Regions from separate parts of the Homo sapiens genome. Here region 1 is linked to region 2. Evidence: chromatin loops called from intact Hi-C (ENCODE). Cell type or tissue: Caco-2. All regions are shown on one strand. Links, peaks and the distances in the headings refer to the core of each region. The heading gives the core; the rest is flanking DNA.

What was found. A loop is a pair of places that touch in the nucleus more often than their neighbours do. Peaks named below come from ENCODE experiments on the same cell type or tissue, not always from the same donor. Only the 100,000 strongest peaks of a DNase experiment are listed, where the experiment ranks them.
Region 1: a loop joins it to region 2, with 6 times the contacts of the local background. A loop is called at or near these places in 2 of 110 quality-filtered maps.

Annotation. Positions count from the first base shown.
Region 1 is chr10:24,499,012-24,509,267 of GRCh38, forward strand. It overlaps KIAA1217, which reads left to right. Exons shown (of 21, transcript NM_019590.5): 9 at 2,368-2,534. Among named protein-coding and RNA genes, the nearest start is that of ARHGAP21, 220 kb to the right of the region's middle. RefSeq lists an enhancer at 2,441-2,941. In Caco-2, for the core only: a CTCF peak has its summit at 4,812 (motif pointing left); a DNase peak (open chromatin) is centred at 4,790.
Region 2 is chr10:24,246,045-24,256,300 of GRCh38, forward strand. All of the region lies in intron 2 of KIAA1217, which reads left to right. Among named protein-coding and RNA genes, the nearest start is that of MIR603, 25 kb to the right of the region's middle. In Caco-2, for the core only: no CTCF peak of the experiment used is centred there; DNase peaks (open chromatin) are centred at 4,011 and 5,687.

The sequences.
Region 1 (10,256 bases), core at 1,496-9,495, 250 kb after region 2:
AGAATGGTTCTTAGTAGCAAACAGAAGGTAGCACAGTGTCATCTTTGTTGGAGAAATACCTTGTTATCAGAAATGATATGGCATGTTGTGAGTGTGTGTGCGCCTATCCCTCAAAGAGTGCCTATCCCTCTCTGTCTGGGGAATGATGATAAAGTAATTTGACTGATTCTGTAAGGAAAACTTCCAATGGATTGTGGTCAGAATCACTGACATTGGAAGGCACTGTTAACTCTAACATGCAGCTGTCATTGGAAATGTTATCAGATATGTTTTACTTGGTACTTTCATAGTTGGAGAATATCCTTTTGAACAACAGCAGAGATGACAAATCTTGCTCTTTCGAGGATGATTTTGATTTGAGGGGTGGAGGAACCACCAGAAATTGGTCAGAGCCATGACTGGTGATGTGAGTGACCATTTAGGCTTAGAAACATAACGTGGCTGGGCGCGGTGGCCCACGCCTGTAATCCCAGCACTTTGGGAGGCCGAGGCAGGTGGATCACCTGAGGTCAGGAGTCCGAGACTAGCCTGGATAACATGGTGAAACCTCGTCTCTACTAAAAATACAAAATTAACTGGGTGTTGTGGTGTGCACCTGTAGTCCCAGCTACTCGGGAGGCTGAGACAGGAAAATCGCTTGCACCCAGGAGGCAGAGGCTGCAGTGAGCCAAGATCATGCCACTGCACTCCAGCCTGGACAAGACAGAGCGAGACTCTGTCTCAAAAAAAAGAAAGAAAGAAACATAACAAAAAGCTCGCTATCGGGTCTCCTGGAGCTCCATTGTCAGTTCTTTAAAATGCCTTCTGGCCTGCTCCCCTGCTGCCTCCCCAAGAGGGCCATTAGAGGGGCTGGGAGACTGGCCCTATTTGGATGGTCACTCATGGATGAAGACCATGGGGCGCCAGCAGCATCAGCATCGCCAAGGCCAAGCAAGAAAGAGGATAGTTTCAGGGAGCTCCCTGGCTCATGAGCCACTTTGAGCTCCACTGGGGCCTGGCTGAGTTGTGTGTGCTGGAGCGGGAAAGGTTCCCGAAATGACTGAGCCAGGATGGAAAGACAGGGTACCACCACACTATAGCCACTCCAGGGTCTGCAAGTGGCCAGCAGTGCTCTGTCCTGCAAGGCCAGCCTGGCCTGTGACAAAGCTTTACAGGAAAGAGAACTGAACAGAAGTGTGTGTGTGTGTGTGTGTGTGTGTGTGTGTGTCTTTATTAGTAACATGGATCCAGCCTCTACTCCAGAAGAGTGTGTGTGCGTGTGTGTGTGTGTCTTTATTAGTAACATGGATCCAGCCTTTACTCCAGAACAGTGTGTGCATGCGTGTGTGTGTGTGCGTGTCTTTATTAGTAATATGGATCCAGCCTCTACTCCAGAAGAGTGTGTGCGTGTGTGTGTGTGTGTGTGTGTGTCTTTATTAGTAACATGGATCCAGCCTCTACTCCAGGTACCTGTATCAATAGAATTGCATTGTCCTTTTTAGAGTCCCCTCCTGAAGAATTTTTGCATCTTGCCTTATTTTCTTACTAAAGGAGTTGTGTGCAGATGCCCTCTTTCTTTTCATTTTGGAAATCTGAAGGGATTCAGGACAGTACCCAGTTCTTACTAATCTCCCCTTGGCGATTGGCTGAATCTCTGCCCAGAAATAAGTTGCATGTCCTTAGGTTACATTTGCTGTGCAGAAAATAGGCACATAAGCACTCTATATTAGGTCTCAGAATTTTAAAATTAGTTTTCTCTATTATAAAATTGCAGATATTCAGTATGCAGATTTTAGAAATACAAAAAATTGGCCAAGTGCGGTGGTTCACGCCTGTAATCCTAGCTCTTAGGGAGGCAGAGGCAGGAGGATAGCTTGAGCCCAGGTGTTCGAGACCTGCCTGGGCAATACGGTGAGACCCTGTTCTCAAAAATAAAAAATAGTAAACAAACAAACAAAAAACCTTATATTGGAAAAGCACAGCTGGAGATACCGTTAACACTTTGTTTTATACACTTCTAAGCTTTTCTCTATGCAAACCTGTGTGTTTAAAAAAGCTCTACTTCCAGGGGTTAAGAAAAGAAAAAAAAATTAAAATAAAAAAAAAATAAACAAAATTGATCAATTGATAGAACAATCAGTGGATAGATAGATAGGAGCATAGGCAGCTCTGTGGCCTGTCTTCCTATGGCACTTTCTTACTAAACTTCTAGAATGTGATCATTGCACACTGCATACCATAACACTGTGTGATTCATATATATGCATATTTTTTGTAATGAGAGAATTAGGCCTTTTTAGAATTACCAGTCATCTGCATTGGGATGGGATGCATAGCTTAGACTTTCCTTTGTGGCCTTCTGAGTTCTCTGATGCACTTTTCTCATAGGAACGCCCCATGTGTCTGGTGGGAAGATGCTCAGTGCTCTGGAGTCCACGGTGCCTCCCAGCCAGCCTCCACCTGTGGGCACCTCAGCCATCCACATGAGCCTGCTTGAGATGAGGCGGAGCGTGGCGGAACTCAGGCTCCAGCTCCAGCAGATGCGGCAGCTCCAGGTATTCCTCATGCACGGCGGCCTCTGTCTCGGTTGCCCTGAGCTCTTCCTACCTTCCTTTTCCTAGGGGCTCCGTGAAGACCTAGAGAATGTAGAACCATAGAAACAGCATGGCTTCCTCTCTCACACACACAATCCAAGTCTAGAGCCTTCCACTGCAACTATAGTCAATCTATAACCACTTCTTTTTTTTTTTTTTTTTTTTTTTTTTTTTTTTTTTTTGAGACGTAGTCTCGCTTTGTCCCCCAGGCTGGAGTGCAGTGGCGCGATCTCGGCTCACTGCAAGCTCCGTCTCCCGGGTTCACGCCATTCTCCTGCCTCAGCCTCCCGAGTAGCTGGAACTACAGGCGCCCGCCACCACGCCCGGCTAATTTTTTCTATGTTTTAGTAGAGACGGGGTTTCACCGTGTTAGCCAGGATGGTCTCGATCTCCTGACCTCGTGATCCACCTGCCTCGGCCTCCCAAAGTGCTGGGATTACAGTCTTGAGCCACCGCGTCTGGCCTACAACCACTTCTTTAAGCTGTGCGTACTTTTACGCAGGAAGAGACTCTAGGGCATTTGTTTTTGGAGAAGAGCCGAAAGGAGAGGGGCCACGGGGAGCATGCCGACAGCCAGTGAAGGCTGACTTCTGACAGCTTGGAGGCTCCATCCTCCTCCACACTGAACGGGGACAAAGGTGGATAGTCAGCCAAGCTTTTTTTTTTTTTTTTTTTTTCATTTTTTTTGCAAGGATCTGTGATGTATTTAGAACTATGAGTTTAGAATAGAAGATGAATTCATAAGGAAAAAAAGCCATCATGGTGATTTGTTACGAAAAACATCTGCATTTCATTCAGATACTGTGATCCATCCGTTCCTTGCTCTTTTCCATTGTTAAGGAATATATAAACTCTACGGGAATCAGGATAAGTGACCCTTCAGGTCACGAATCTTGGTCAACAAATCCCGTAAATCTGCCAAAGCAGAATAAGCTGTCTCCTGGGTAATAAGGAGGTAGAGATGTGCATCTCTGCATGAGACCACATATTTGCTCTGTGCACCTTCTCCCACCTCCCTGCCCTGGCTGGTAGGTTGGTCGTTGAGGATACAGTGCTGGCCTAGGCTCTATACAGATATCCTCCCTGACTTCCAGAAGCTCATAATCCAAATAGTGCTAGAAGATAGGGCCAGGTGTCATGGCTCATGCCTGTAATCCCAGCACTTTGGGAGGACGAGGCAGGTGGATGACGAGGTCAGGACTTCAAGACCAGCCTGGCCAATGTGGTGAAACCCCATTTATACTGAAAAAAAATTAGCCAGGCATGGTGGGGTGTGCCTCTAGTCCCAGCTACTAGGGAGGCTGAGACTTGAGAATCACTTGAATGTGGAAGGCAGAGGTTGCATGAGCCAGGATAGCACCATTGCACTCCAGCCTGGGCAATAGACCAAGACTATGTCTCAAAAAAAACAAGATAAATGTATCCAGGATCCTGGAGCAGCCATGGGGATGCAACCTCCTGAGCCCTTTCCTCTAATAGGAAAAAGGCTTCCAATCGGTTCTGCTTCTTCAGCACAGCGACAGCACAAGCCCTAAGTTGTTTAACCACCTAATGAAAGCTAAGAAAACAATTTCCCCTTGCCCTCTGCCTACCAGAAAACACACAGAAAGGCAGCTGGTTTGAGAGACCTGCCCCAAGGCCCCAGCATGGATCATGACGGTTGCTAGAAGAGTGAGGGCTCTGATCTCCAAAGGCTACTCTGTCTCTTAGGCAACATCCCAGATACCTTGAACATCTGATGCAAATTCATTTAAATCTCCTAGTGAATCTCATCGTCTGTGATGGCCCCATCCTTTGCATTAGCTTCCTCTCGCTTTGCAATTTTAAAGACACATTGCAATGAAATGAAGTGTACGGGTTGGGCTGGGTTGTGTCAGGGGGTGACAAAGTCACATGTCTTCAGTGTCCGGGCAGTAACAGCAAGTGAAATGGAGGAGAGACCACAGTAAATTGGCCCCTTTAAAGGATAGTAGCCACTCAGTTCCAACTGGCTCTTAACCTGATAGAATAAGTATCCAGTGTTTCTAGATGTTTCAATATTTCAAGCAAATCTGGAGACACAGGTTTTATATGAATTACCGCCATTTAAAAATGTTGGAAAGTAATTGAAAACTAATTACTGAGTACTCTGCAGGCCAAAGGACACAATTGCAGTTCAGAGGGGGCCTATCGGCTCCCAAGTTCGTTCTTACCTGGGGCTCCTGGAGGTCAAGCCCTTCCCTTCACTGCTCCTGCCTTTTGGCACCATCTGCTGGCCATTTCGAAATTGTTACCTCCTCATTGCGCCCTTTAAGAAAAACATACATATCATTTGTATGGAAGTACCTAACTGCTCTCAAAAGTGAGCATTTGTTGGTTTGGGGACAGGGATGGAATTGCTTTAGCATAAATGCCGCACTTCCCCTGGGAATTTCACAGGCGTTAGAGGTGAATTTGATACCAAGGCTCTCTTGATGTCTGTAGCTACAGCGTCACCCCATCAGTGGCTGGCGTAGTTTGGTCCTCTGGCCGGCTGGGAGGGATCTCTCACACTTGTCTCGCCTTGCAACCCTTGAACTGTGCAGCTTTGTGAAAAAGAGCAGTTTTCTTAAACAAAGAAGGTCTTTGGTCAAGGTCTAGGAATGCTGTGTTAACCACACAAGTTTCTTTATTGCTCCAGAACTACTCAACTTTTCTGGCTTTCTGGGAATAAAGAACAGTGAGCAAATGTGCTTTTGAGCCTGGGAAGTTGGGCAGTTCTAAAGCGCAGACTCGCAGGGAAAAATAAGCATGGTGTTTCCTAACCTGGCTGTTACTGTTTCTACCTCTGCATTTGTATTCCCTGGGTCCCATTCAGCTTTCCTCCCCATCAAACTTCTGTCTTTTCAATCGAGGGAGTCTACTTAAGACAAAAACAGCTTAGAATAATTAAGCTATCTCGGCACCAATTCTCCTTCAACATGTGCGGTATTATATACCAAAAATGAACTGCAGCCGCACAGTGGCTCTAAGTCCAATAATGGAGCTATCATTAGAGATATACGAAACACTAGACTAGTCTCAAAAGAACAAAAATTGAATTAGAAATTCAAATATTCTTTGAACTGTGTTATAAAATAGTGAAACTGAATAAAACCATTTGTGCTTGGCAGCCAGCTCCAGTAATTAGATAATTAAATCATTGGAAAATCCTAGACTGTAGAGCATATCCTATTTGAGCATTTCATTTTCAAAACTGATGGATTATTCTCAGGAATAGAAATTTGTTGCAGACACAATGGGGTGGGTAGATTTCAATGGGACAAGGGGAACCTAAGCAGAAGATCAAGGAAACCACTAAAAGCTTGTTCATGTTATCTTCTGCTCTCCAATTTCACAGGAGTTATCGGTCTAAGAGTGGTTCTCAATCCTGGCTACTCATTAGAATTATTTGAAACCCTTAGCAAAAATACCAGTGCTCAGGCACGATGGCCAGAGTCTGACTTCACTGGCACGGACTGGAGGCTAGGCACTGGTGACTCTAGAACATTCCAGGGTAAAAACTACTGTTTTTACCTCTTGGCTACAGGTAATATGAATGCTTAGTCCATGAAGACACCTCCTGGAAATGTTGAGATAGCCAGCTATTACCAATGACTTAAAGCCTTGACTTCAAACAATGCACCTCATTCCCAGTGGCTAATCTAGTATGTTCTCTGCTAGCTACATTTGGTATGAGAGCTATATGGAACCTTTATAGTGTGATATTCCCATTCCCAAATAACGGTTGGGTCTGTAATTAGCTAGCAACAATGGGAAAGGGTTTTGTCAAGGTTTTGTGCCTAACAGATGTTCTCCTCCAATGATGATTATGTTTGCCTGTTACCTTTCCTGATATCATTTTGAAAAAAAGCCCACTTTTTCTAAATAATGAACATCTTTTTCCCAAAATGCCACAGTACTTGGATTTTACCAAAGTCATCCCATATCTACAGAAGTGACTGCACTTCTTCCCCTCCTTGTGGGTGGCTGAGGAGAGAGAGAGAAGCTTCTGGAAGAGATGGTACAGGTTCTGTGGAGGCCAGATAGGCTTGGCATAAAGAGAGGATGGCGACCTCCTACTTCTTTCATCCCCAATCTCTTTATTCTGCTTCCTGATAAATAAAAAATTGGGTTGTTCATTACATTTGTAGGACTCCTGAGAATTTACTGTCCCTTCCCAAGAGAAGGAGGAGGTAAAATATCAACATAAAAAATAAACACAGTAGTGCATAGAGCCCTATGTATTTGAAATGATACAATTCAATACAATTTCCTTAATGTGTCTTTTTATGAGATGGCGCCTCGTGGAAATGTGCCAGGGTCTCATTTATCTTCTGACATGCATAACAATGGTCACGGGAATGCGGATCCCTGAGAACAGCATATTGGAGTTTCCCATGTGCAACAGACCCGTGTCCCCTGCCAAGCAGAAATAATAAACGGAACTAGTACAGGGCTTGACGATTAGGCTGCTTACAATGTGCCAAGGTCTAGTCAGATCTTCAGACAACAAGAAGCTTTCTAAGATGGGGAGACAGCACCCCAATAACATGGGTTATATAGCTGTGACCAGGCATCCCTTGTCTTGTTCCCTGAAGCCTGCAGGAACAGATCCAGGTGGGATCAGGAGTCGTTCTGAGGTCTGGCTTTCCTCCTGAATCTTTCTGATTTGTGGTATAACCACTGTTCCATGTCACTGCTAGACAGCAAAATCAGTCCAATTACATTATCCATTGTTGGCAAGACTGATAGTCTTAGATTTTACCTAAGAAATCAAAATTGAGTATGTGAGATATAGGTCCATTTTCAGGTTGGGGGAATTAGGTTTAGGCATTTGCTAGTTTCTCCATGAAGTGATTTGGATAACTTATTTGGTCCAATTAAAATTTTAATGGACAAGAGCATTATTTCTGTCTCTTATTTTACAAGAGTGCTTATAAAAATGGCAAAGCATTTTCAATAAATTATCTTTCTAGCTATGAGGAATAACTGCAACTCTACTTGCCCTCCCACTGTGGGCAACTAGAAAACTGAAAAATAAGCAAATGTATGAAACAAATGTTTTCAGAAATTAAACAACACAGGACCGTAATCCTTAGGAGAATGGGGGGAAAAAACCTACAGTTGACCCAGCTTTCTGTCTGGAGGCACTTTTCAGATCTTGGTGCAGGAAGGAAAAACCCAAGCATGGCACTGACAGTGAGTTGAGGAGATAAGACCAAAGTTTAGAGAGAGCTGAAACAGCTAGAACTGGTGGACTGGAGAACCAAACACAAGAAAGCTCTGCAGAGAAAGAAGTACATCAATAAATGGGTCTGTTATTAAATATTAAGCCAAGCATGTACAGTGTGAAAGCAACCGCTAAGCCAGGCAGAAACTAAGTCGGGGGCTGTAAGCCAAAAAGTTCCCGAAGTTCACACAGGCCTGGGAGATGTTCACGTTTTGAAAAGCAAAAAGCGAAGAGGCCTTGTTGAGCACCTGGGCATTTTGTAGAGATCGGAGAAGGACTGTGCCTCAGTCTTAGGACTAAACTAGCCCCAGAGGAAAGACTACCCTTGATTTAACCTAACTGCTTAAAAATAAGCCTTTAAAGGACAAAGCTGATCCACAAGTAACTGGACTGTCTGCCAGAGAAAGTCCAAAATCTGTAAAGGAAAACAACAAAATTCAGAGCTCCATGCCCAATATCCACTCAAAAATTACTAGACATGTGATGATGCTGACAAATGTGACCTATAACATTAAGAAAAATTTGTCAAGAGAAACCAACCAGACATGGCAGGGATAATGAAATCAGCAGCAAGGACTTCAAAACAGCTATTATAATTATTCTCAAGGATTTAAAGGAAGACATGAACATAATGAGGAAAGAAATGGAAGATATAAAAAATATCCAAGTGGAGCTTTCAAGAGCTGAAAAACAATATCCAAATGTGCTTAACAGAAGATTAATCACTGCCCAAAATGTCAGTCACCCTAAAAACAGCAATGGAAACTGTTCAAACTGAAGTATAGAGAGACAAGAGACTAAAGAAAATGAATTAAAATGTAGTGACCAGTGAGACAATATTAATAAAAGATGAAGTGGAAAGAGAAAAATATTCAAAAAGGTAATGACTGAATTTTTTCCAAATTTGATGAAAGCTGTAAATCCACAGACCAAAAAAGCTCAGTGAACCCCTAGAATGGTAAGCACAATGGAAATTGCACCAAAGCACATGGTAGTCAAATTGCTAAAAACCAGAGATAAATGGAAAAATCTTCAAAGCAGCTGGGGGTGGAGAGAAAACCCATTACATACAGGAATCACAATTAAGAATTAATGCCAACTTCTCATCAGAAACAAAAGGCAAGTCAGGACACAGTGGAATGACGTCTTTAAAGTATTGAAAGGAAGAAAAGTCTTTCAGAAAACAGAGAATACTTCCTAACTCATTTTATGAAGCCTGCATTACCCTAAGAGCAAAACCAGACAAAAATATTATAAGGGAAGAAAACCACAAACCAATATCCCTCACGAAAATATATGTAACAAATCCTTAACAAAACGTTAGTAACTGAATCCAGCAATATATAAAAAGAATAATACATTATCCTGGGGTTTTATTCCAGGAATGCAAGATTGTTTTAATACGAAAAAAATCAACGTATTTGACCTTATTAACAGAAAAATCGTATTTCAATAAATGCAGAAAAAGCATGTAACAAAATTTAGCATCAATGATAAAAACAGCGCTCTAGAAGTAGAAGGAAGCTTCCTTACCTTGATAAACAATGTTTGTGAATGACCTACAGAAAACATAGTTAATGGTGAAACACTAAACACATTCCCCATAAAATCAGGAGCAAGGCCAAGAAACCTACTCTGACATCTGTTTAACACTGTACTGAAGATTGTAGCAAGTTCAGTATGGCTAGAGAAAGAAATAGAGTCACACAAATCGAAATGTAAAATGTCTAATTGGCTTTACTCACAAATGACATGATTATATATGTGTAACATTAAATGGAATCTACAAAACATGCTACTAGAAATAAGTGACTTGAGCAAGATCACAAGAATCAAGTCAATGTACACAAATATTAAAATTTTGTTATATCCATTTGTACAATGAAATGCCACTTAGCAATAAAAGAATGAATCACTGAAAAACTCAGCAACAGGGCTGGATCTCAGAAAAACATATTCTGAACAAAATAAGCTGGACACAAAGGAGCACATGTTATATAATTCCATTTTTATAACGTTCTAGAACACAAAGAACTCATCTATAATGACAGAAAGCAGAGTGGTGGTTTCTTTGGGCTGGGGCTTGGGGATTGATTGTAAAAGGTCTCAAAGGAATTTTTTAGGATGATAAAATATATAGCTGTCTTTCAGCAGTGGTTACATCAGTGTATACATTTGTCAAAATTCATCGAACGGTGCACTTAAGATGGATATGTTTTATTGTCTGTAAACTTTGTGCCTCAAGACAGTTGATTTTAACTATTGAAATGTAGGTATCACCTCTTAAGCAAAAACCAACTTAACAATTTGAGCTTCCAAAAAGTAATTTACTTGAAGCATTTAGAGAAAGATGGTGATCCACATCATATCTTTAGCACTTTTTTACACTGTGCTCAGATAAGCAGGAACTGTCCTGCAGCCTGGAGACAGTGGCAAGAACACCAGACAGGGAG
Region 2 (10,256 bases), core at 715-8,714:
TTTTGCACAAAGAAGGGTTGCACGGGCTCCGTTCATCTTTAACTTATTATTTGCATCCTTTTTTATGATAAGTTTTAAGACTACTGAAGAAAGCAGCTCCGGTAAAGAGCCTCACAAAGGCCAATTTTCAATTTCTCCCTTGTGGGCTGTGTGTGTGTTTATGACGGTCAGAAGAAGACAGACTCTCATTTAAAACTATTCTCTCTTCAAAGCAATTATAAAGTGGCCCCATCATAGATAAACTTGACCCCTTTTAATTGCTGGTTAGATTGCTTCTTTTTTCTCTCCCTGTTGTGAACAGGACTGCAGTGACCATCCTTGTATCTGTGCATGTGGGAACGAATCTGAAGGACAAATTTCTAGAATGTCAAGTTGGATTGCTAGTTTTGGAAGGTATTGCCCAAACTTTTTCTCAAAAACACTCAGTTTATTCTGTCGATATGAATGTTGCAGGGGATATTATGGTACGTTCAGAGAATACAGTTCACTACAGTGATGCCAATGTGTGAAATACACTTGACATGTGGGTAGGAACACATAACCAAGTTATATTTAGTAAACAATCTACCGAGCAGTAGAGTTAATATGATCCCATTTATTATTTTATTTTCTAACAATTACTAGTGATACTTTAGTTTGGTTCTTGCTTTTCTAAACTGTTAACCGTGAACATGTAACTATTTAAAACTTATGCTGGGTTTGCTGGGTCATGTCTGTAATCCCATCTTGGAAGCCAAGGCAGGAGGATCAGTTGAGGCCAGGAGTTTGAGACCAGCCTGGCCAACATGGCGAAACCCGATCTCTACTAAAAATATAAAAATTAGCTGCACACGGTGGTGCGCATCTGCAATTCCAGCTACTTAGGAGGCTGAGGCAGGAGAATCACTGGAACCCGATGGCGGAGGCTGCAGTGAACGGAGATCACACCACTGCACTCCAGCCTAGGTGACAGAGCAAGGCTCTGTCTCAAAAAAAAAAACAACCATATATTATTCATTAAATGCATGTTCATGCTTACTTAACCAACAGTATGGCCCTTTGGCTTAGTCTCATAGTCTATCTGACCCTTATTTTCTTTTCTTTTTTTTTTTTTTCAAATGCCCCTTTCATTATGAAACTCTTTTTTAACTTTTAATTTAAGTTCAGGGGTATGTGTGCAGATTTGTTACATAGGTAAACTTGTGTCATGGGGCTTTGTTGTACAGATTGTTTCATCACCCAGGTATTATTTTATTTTCATTTTAGTTTTTTAAATTTCTTTTTAGAGGCGGGGTCTCACTGTGTTTTGCCCAGGCTGGTCTCGAACTCCTCCTGGTCTCAAGCAATCCTCTCGCCTCTGCCTCCCCAAGTGTTGGGATTATAGGCATGAGCTACTGCACTCAGCCCACCATTTGTTTTAAAAAGGGTGGATCCTATTTGTATAAAAAGCCATGTGCATTTTCTGTGTACTTGTCTACACATTAATTTCCAGGCTGGGCGTGGTGGCTCACGCTTGTAATCCCAGCACTTTGGGAGGCCAAGGGGAGGCAGATCATGAGGTTAGGAGATCGAAACCATCCTGGCTAACACGGTGAAACCCCGTCTCTACTAAAAATACAAAAACAAAATTAGCAGGGTGTTGTGGCGGGCGCCTGTAGTCCCAGCTACTCAGGAGGCTGAGGCAGGAGAATGGCATGAACCCGGGAGGTGGAGCTTGCAGTGAGCTGAGATTGCGCCACTGCCCTCCAGCCTGGACAACAGAGTGAGGCTCCGTCTTAAAGGAAAAAAATTTCTGGAATGATGTCCAATAAATCAGAGAGAGGGACTAGAAGACTAATGAGGACAGAAGCTTTTATTCTTAACACCTATATTTTGCTACCATTTATATTGTCATCATATGCATATAACATTTTAACATTTAAAAACTAGTTTAAACAGAAATGGTTGCCCTGGAATGTGGCCTGTGTTCTTTCAAGGGAGGCCAGCAGTTTCTACAGTGGCTGAGATGGTACCTTCATCTCACACACCTACGCAGGAGTGCATTTGTGCTTTGATGTGGTTGTCCCTTGAAGAAGGAAGCAGTTCTCTTTTTCTTTTTTCCCTTTTCCATTATAGGATCAGTCACTTCTTGGGGCATTAGTAGTCTCATTTCCAGTGGCATCTTCCCTTGGCAAAAGGAATCCCAGATAGGACCTCATCTTTCTAAACAAATGCTGTTTTGGGTCCTAACCATCCCATGTTTGCTTTGAATATGTTTAAGTTGCCTGGAATTATCAACAAAAGAATTAAATTTATTGTAGGTCAGGGCATCTTTTGACTCATTGTATAAAACATTCACTTTAAATGTATACCGAAATGTCCTTTAGGCCGGGCGCAGTGGCTCATGCCTGTAATCCCAGCACTTTGGGAGGCCAAGGCAGGTGGATCACCTGAGGTCAGGAGTTCAAGACCAGCCTGGCCAACATGGTGAAATCCCGTCTCTACTAAAAATATAAAAATTAGCCGGGCATGGTGGCGGGTGCCTGTAATCCCAGCTACTAGGGGGGCTGAGACAGGAGAATCGCTTGAACTTGGGAGGCGGAGGTTGCAGTGAGCCGAGATCACTCCACTGCCCTCCAGCCTGGGCAACAAAGCAAGACTCCATCTCAAAAAAAAAAAAAAAAAAAAAAAAAAATGTCCCTCATACCTAAACCTTACCTCTTGCTAATTTGCTGAGGGTTCATTTTAGATAAAAGGTGTTTAGGTTTTCATATTATGTTTGTAACTGTATAGCTATGATTCAGTTTCCTAAATGAAAAAAGAAACTGTTTTAATGTACAGACTATTTAGATTTGAAAAGACTGTGAGAGCTTTTTCTTTTATAGCAAGACAAGTCAAGAATAGAAGGCACACTGCGAGAGGGATGTCTTTTGAAAGAAAAGAAACACTACTTTTTATATTCTCAAATCACTGAAGAAAGCTTTAGACATAATTTCAAACACTAGCTCCTGTTTAATTCAGATGCACAGAATGCATTAAAACCACGAGTGTAGTGGACGTGATTTATACATTCTCTTAGCACAAATCAGTACCTATCTTCACTGTAATTAGACTTTTCTTCCTTTCTCCTTCTCAAAAGCTACTTTTGAAACCTTATGTTTTCCCTGGACATATTTTCTGTACTTCATAAAATAGCTCAGTTCTGCAACTAACTGCAAATATTTGCAAAAGGGAACAAATGTAAAATAAACGTCCCCTAATGCAGTGTTTGGTGAAGAAACATATGTCTGACATTAGTTGGTTAACCTGAAAAATAGTAAGAAACAACTCTACTTAGGGGAAAGGGGGTAGAATTGAGCCCGTACTGTGCAAATCAAGAGAAAGCTATAATTTACGCAATTTTTATTAAAGAGAATACAAGTGCTGTAGGCTTGGGGTGGTGCTAGGTCATATTTAAGCCTAATTGAGCTTTTTCTATATCATTAGAAAAATGGGCCAAGTTTCCTATATTATAGGGTAAATACAACATTTTCTTCCTGCAAATATTAAATACCACTGGCTTTTTAAGACGTAAACATCCAAATCTCAAATGTCTTTATTCATGCCAATGCAATACAATAAAAATATTCCCCATATACACTTAAATCACTGCAAGTAAGCCTTAGAATCCCCACAAGTATTATTACTTACTATATCTCAGAAACTTTCACACACATTATTTCAAATATAGTTCTCCCAAAAAAACCCTGCGGAGAGATACCTGTAAACCAAGGCTGAGACTAGCCTAGACAGTTCGTTCTTTAGACAACAGGAGTGGAGATTTGAACCCAGCTATTGTGACTCAAGCAAGCCTAGGGCATGTTTCTGAGATCTCTAAGGTGTGCGCTGTGAAACCGGTGGCTCATTTTATGGGTTGGATTTCCAAACACGACTATCACAATCATGCCAGGAATCAATGACTGACTTCTTGCCTCCGTGGCCTGAAGTTCTCCTCTGCACCTCCTACCTTTTTGCCATTTCAGTGATGCACCAAAGGGTGGAGTTGAAGAACATCAGTTTTGCTGCTGCTTGTTGGCAATACTCTCAAAAAGGCGTGGGGAGGGAGAGGTGTAACTCACCCCTGAAGTCAAGCCTGGAGATTACTTGTCAGGAATGTCAAAAGCATTTGTTAAGCAACCTTCTTCCTGGCATTTTAAGAAGAAAGCCGCATACATAGATCAAATCCCTTCCTTCAGAAACCTGTACTCTCTGAACAGAGCCTTGGAATTCAGCCTAGAGAAAGAATACTTGGTGGTTCATAGAACTTGGTTCACAAAAGAGTGCTTGCTGCCCACGCATTTTGCACAATGACTCCCAAACACACAGAATGCACATTGGCAACAATTTTACGCGTGTTTCCAAAAGTGCTGACTGGAATTGAAGGGACACATTTGGCACTTTTTTTTTTTGAAATGGGGTCTCTCTCTGTCACCCAGGCTGGAGTGCAGTGGCGCAATCTCGGCTCACTGCAACCTCCACCTCCCAGGTTCAAGCGATTCTCCTGCTTCAGCCTCTGGAGTAACTGGGACTACATGTGCCTGCCACCACGCCTTGCTAATTTTTTTTTTTTTTGTATTGTTAATAGAGACGGAGTTTCGCCATGATGGCCAAGCTGGTCTCAAACTCCTGACCTCAAGTGATCTGCCCACCCCCCGCCCCTCGGCCTCACAAAGTGCTGGGATTACAGGCGTGAGCCACTGTGCCTGGCCACATTTGTCAACTTTCATTGGTCAATGATTGATGCAAGCCAGAATAAGAATAGATTGGGCCGGGTGCAGTGGCTCACACCTGTAATCCCAGCACTTAAGGAGGTCGAGAGAGCAGATTGCTTGAGACCAGCAATCTGAGATCAGCCTGAGCAACACAGGAAGACCCTGTCTTCACAGAAAAATGAAAAAAATTAGGCCAGGTGCTATGGCTCACACCTGTAATCACAGCACTTTGGGAGGCTGAGGTGGGTGGATCACCTGAGGTCAGGGGTTTGAGACCAGCCTGGGCAACATGATGAAACCTGTGTCTACTAAAAATACAAAAAATAGCTGGGTGTGGTGGTGCACCCCTGTAATCCTAGCTACTCAGGAGGCTGAGGCATGAGAATCACTTGAACCCAGGAGGCGGAGGTTGCAGTGAGCCGAGATCACACCACTGCACTCCAGCCTGGGCGACAGAGTGAGACTATGTCTCAAAAAAATTAAATTAAAATTAAAATTGAGCCTGATGTGGTGGCACATGCCTGTAGTTCCAGCTATGCAGGAAGTTAAGATGGGAGGATCCCTTGAGCTTGGGAGATCAAGGCTGCAGTGAGCTGTGATTGTAACTACTGCATTCTAGCCTAAGAAACAGAAAGAGACACTGTCTCAAAAAAAAAAAAAAAAAAAAAACAAGAAAAAAAAAGAAAGAAAAAAACAGATCAGAGGCCCTGGCCTGGGGTCAGTTTCTCCAGAAAGGCCTGCACAATGGAGTTTTCATGTAAAAAATTTCTTACATCCTGATTTTAAAAAATCAGATGATCAGGAAACATTGAGTTCCGATTCCTTTGTTACAACCTCCACTAAAGCTAAGTAACAGCTGCTGTATTAAGATGGGGCTCCCCCTCTCCATCCCACACCTGCCTCCCTTACATGCCTAACTCCTGTTGTAAATAGGGACCCTAATCTGATGTTTTTGTAGTCCCTTTCCTAGGGGCACTGTGGGGAGGTGGAAGGAATTTCACCTTTGTTGTTGGACAGACTTAGATTTGAGAACTGGTTCTACTACTTACTGTTTGTGTGGTCTGGGACAAGTCACTTGGTCCAAGTAAGCTTCTGCATCTGTTAAAAAAAAAAAAAAAAAAAAAAAAGGGGCGGGGAGCTAAGAATTCCTGCCCAGCAAGTTGGTTTGCAGATCAGAGGCAGTGTGTGAGAAGTACTTAACCCAGCACCTGGCATATAGTAGATGTTCAGGACATCGTAGCAGGAATAAGGGAGACATCTCACAAAACATTTTGTGAGAAAGGATCAGTTTCTATCTAGTCAATGTCTTAAACATTCATAGGTTGTTCATGGTGGGAGCTGCTCGAGGAATCATCCTAGTTTTATGGAGGAGGAATCTGAAGCTGGAGGAATTGTCTCCTTCAAGATTACTTAGTTAAAGGCAAACAGGTTCATAGCCAGTGGCTCTTCACCAACCCACAAAAAGGCCTCAGATTATAATTTTGAAGATTAAGTATATGAAAGTGCTATTTGAGTGATTAAGTGTAAGCATCAGATCATTTTGAACTGGTGAGATGGCTCACACCTGGAATTCCAGCACTTTGGGAGGCCCAAGAGGGAGGATTGTTTGAGCCCAGGAGTTCAAGACCAACCTGGGCAACATTGTGAGAGCCTGTCCCTACAAAAAATAAAAAAAAATTAGCCAGGCATGCTGGCACACACCTGTGGTCCTAGCTACTCTAGAAGCCGAGGCCAAAGGATTGCTTGAGGCCAGAAGGTTGAGCCTGAAATGAGCTCTGATTGCGCCACTGTGCCACAAGCTGGGCGACAGCAAGACACTGTGTCCAAAAAAGAAAGATAATTTTGATTAGCACAAAGATGGGACAGCTACATGTGATCAGATTTGGAAAAAAAAAATAACCATTCATTCATTCATTCATTTACTCGGCACTGATTGAGTCTAGTTTGGACAGGTATTGCCCTAGTCTCTGGGATGACAGCGAGAGGCAAAACACAGACACTCACTGCCTGCATAGAGCTCAGAATGTAATGGTGGGAAGGCAGAGGAGGAAACAGATATACAGATAATTTTAGATGGAGATACCTGCCATGAAGGAAGTAGAGGAAGGCCAGGTGCAGTGGCTCATGCTTGTAATCCCAGCACTTTCCCAGCACTTTGGGAGGCTGAGGCAGAAAGATCGATTGAGCCCGGGAGTTTGAGACCAGCCTGGGTAATATAGCGAGACCCCGCCTCTACAAATAATTAAAAAAAAAAAAAAGAAATAGGATTACCTGAAAAGGAGCCAGTCTTGCAAACAGCCGGGCAAAGAGTGAGCAAGAGTTTTTTGGGAAGAGGTGCACACAGCAAGTGCTGAGACCCAGAGGAAGGAAGGGGCTTGTCTGCTGAAGGACCCAGGTGCCCTGGGAGAGGTAGCCAGAGGCGCTTAGTAAGCTTCAATCAGGATTTTAATCTTAATATAGTGCTGAGGGTTTTAAGCAGAAGAGTGATAGAAGAGAGTTAGCTTTTGTGCAAGCACTATTATTCATGGAAGTCCCCTTTCGATGGGGTAGTGGGGACTCCTCACTAAGCTGTCCTTCTATCTCTGTGGCTGTCTCAGAGAAGCACTGTGGAACTCCAGGGTGCTACGTAGCTCACCACGGTGACCCCCAATGCAGGCCACTTACAGAAGCTTGAAGATCTGTGATTTGCTCACCCAGGCTCCCATGCCGAGTGTTCTTGTCATTAACTCAAAAGCCAAATGCTGGTATTTCTGTTCTTACTTGCTTGATTGTTTGTTTACCAGTTCTCAACATCTTCAGTGTCCACTTGGTTACTAAAATGTTTACTCCTTAGCCCAGTGTGTAGGCATGTGCCTGTAATCCCAGCTACTCAGGAGGCTGAGGCAGAAGAATCTCTTGAACCTGGGAGGTAGAGATTGAAGTGAGCCAAGATTGTGCCACTGCAATCCAGCCTGGGCAACACAGCGGGACTCTGTCTCCAAAGAAAAAAAAAAAAGAAAAGGAAAGAAAAAATTATCCAGGCATAGTGGTACTCACCTGTAGTCCCAGCTGCTCGGGAGGTTGAAGCGGGAGGATCACCTGAGCCCAGGAGGTTGAGGCTGCAGTGAGCCATGATCAGGCCACTGCACTCCAGCCTGGGTGACAGAGTGAGACTCTGTCTCAAAAAGAATATAAAAATAATAAAAATAAAATAAAATGTTTCCTCTTGATCACAAAAAAAAGGATATAGTTCTATGCAATCATGTCTGAAACAGGATACGTGTGTCATGCATCCCTGAGTTCGGGTTACCTCAATGACATGACCATTTACCTAATCTTTGCTTTTTCATCTGCTCTCAATTGAAAAGAAAGAAACCATTAATTATATTGAAAGATGCTGACTTGTAAGCTTCTCCCCTCTCCTGGCTCAGGTCAGTTGCTCAGAATGCACCCAGCAAAGATTGGCTGAACAAAGACAGGGAGATGTTGTGAGTCCCACTGATGCCCTTAACACCGGGCATTGTTCAACTTGGGGTCATTTGTGAAAATGATGGGAATGCAACTTCCTCACTTTACAGATGAGAAAACAGCCTCAGAGAAATGCTGGGATATGGGATATGAGTTGGTCTCATAGCCTGTGAGTGCCAGAGCCAGCTCGAATCCAAGTTTCTGACTCACAGTGACTCTTATCCAGCAGGACGTATTCTTCAGAGGCCATGTGTTGAAAACAGTTAGGTGGGTTGGGGGCTGCAGGCCATACCATTAGGAAATGGGGGGCATGTCCTCTGGGTGGTTCCTAAGCATTTGGATGTTACAGCCCTGCCTTTCTTTATTCTGTTGTTCTAGAAGCTCCAACCTGGTATGCTTTTAAGGCAGATATGGCCACAAATGAAGCACATTCACATGACTGCACTGCCTTTCTGGATGAAACAATTTGACCAAACACTGGTGTTGAGACAGTTGGTGATTTGGGCTTTGCCACGTGGTGGGAATGACACAATAAATATATTTTGATATGAATTAGGTAAAGATCTGTCTCTAACCTTGGGCTATATGTGAACATTAACTGCCCATTGGATACTGGGGAACTATAAATGTCTCCGTCCAACTCTGTTCAACTCTAATTTTTTTTTTTTTTTGAGACGGAGTCTTACTCTGTCACCCAGGCTGGAGTGCAATGACGTAATCTTGGCTCACAGCAACCTCTGCCTCCTGGGTTCAAGTGATTCTCCTGCCTCAGCCTCCCAAGTAGCTGGGATTACAGGAGCCCGCCACCATGCCCAGCTAATTTTTGTATTTTTTAGTAGACACAGGGTTTCACCATGTTGGCCAGGCTGGTCTCGAACTCCTGACCTCAAGCCATCCACCTCCCTCGGCTTCCCAGAGTGCTGGGATTACAGGCATGAGCCATGACACCCGGCCTGTAATTTTCTTTAAAGACTGCCACTGGGTGGAACCCACTGGGCCCAGTGAGAACTACGGAAAAGAGACCCATTCTTGCCCTCATTGTTAGTGTCCACATCCGGATTTACCTAAACCCCACCCAGGTGGCATTTGCATAGTAATGAAAAACCGGTATTTTCTAGCTGTGAATCACACTTCAAATCCTGAGCGGCTGACTGTCAGGGGTGCGTCAGGCCTGCTTGCTGGGAGAATGGACGAGCTGGTTGTGGAGCGGGCGGGTCCCGCCACCCGTGGGCTCAGCACTGGACTGCTCCCAGAACATTAAAGGTCTGGCTGATGTTCCATGCCACATCTGGACATGAAGACCCATGTCTGCCCTTCTGTAGAAGGGCCAAAGAAGAAAGGAGGCATCACATGTTTCTGCTGTGGGGGGCCCTTCCGAGCAGCAGACAGGAGCAAGGTACAGGAGTGGCCTGATTCTGGGGTTTCCCTGCCCCCCCTGGGGTCCCTAAACTGCTGTGTGATATGTTTCTAACTATCTGGACAGCTCACCCAAGAGTCAGTTGTTCCCAGTCGCTTCTTGCTGAGGATAAGCCAAAAGAGGGCCGGGGGCCAATCTGGTTTCTTTCAAGTGAAATTATGCTTCTCAAGCAGAGAATGATTGCCCACAGCAGTTAAACCTTGTTTAATGGTAATTAAATTGCTTTTCTTCACTTTGAAAAATCTCTTAATTTTCTGTACAAAGGCAGGAAGCATTTTTCTTTGATTCTACAGGATGTTTCTAAGTATGGTGTAATCAGTTCATCTTACCTTGCCGGGCTCTGAAAGAATGAGTGTGTGGGATCAGATTTAGAAATGCCTCAAAGGTTAGAAAGCCGAGTGCTGCCGATTAACTCAAGCTCAGATGACCAAAAAAAAAAAAAAAAAAAAAAAGCTGCTTTTCCCCTCACTTCTCCCTCTGGTTCTGCCTCAGTACTTTGCTTAGGAGTTTCTAAAAGCAGGCACAGTTGCCTGCGGGGCTGGTGTGTGTCACCTTCGCAAAGTGCAGATGAGGTCTGGCATGTCCCATCTTGTTCCTGCCTGACTACAACTCTGCACACAGACAGTGTTGATCTGGCTTGGAGCCCATAGTGGCAATCCTTGGAGTGGAGGCAGCAGAGATCT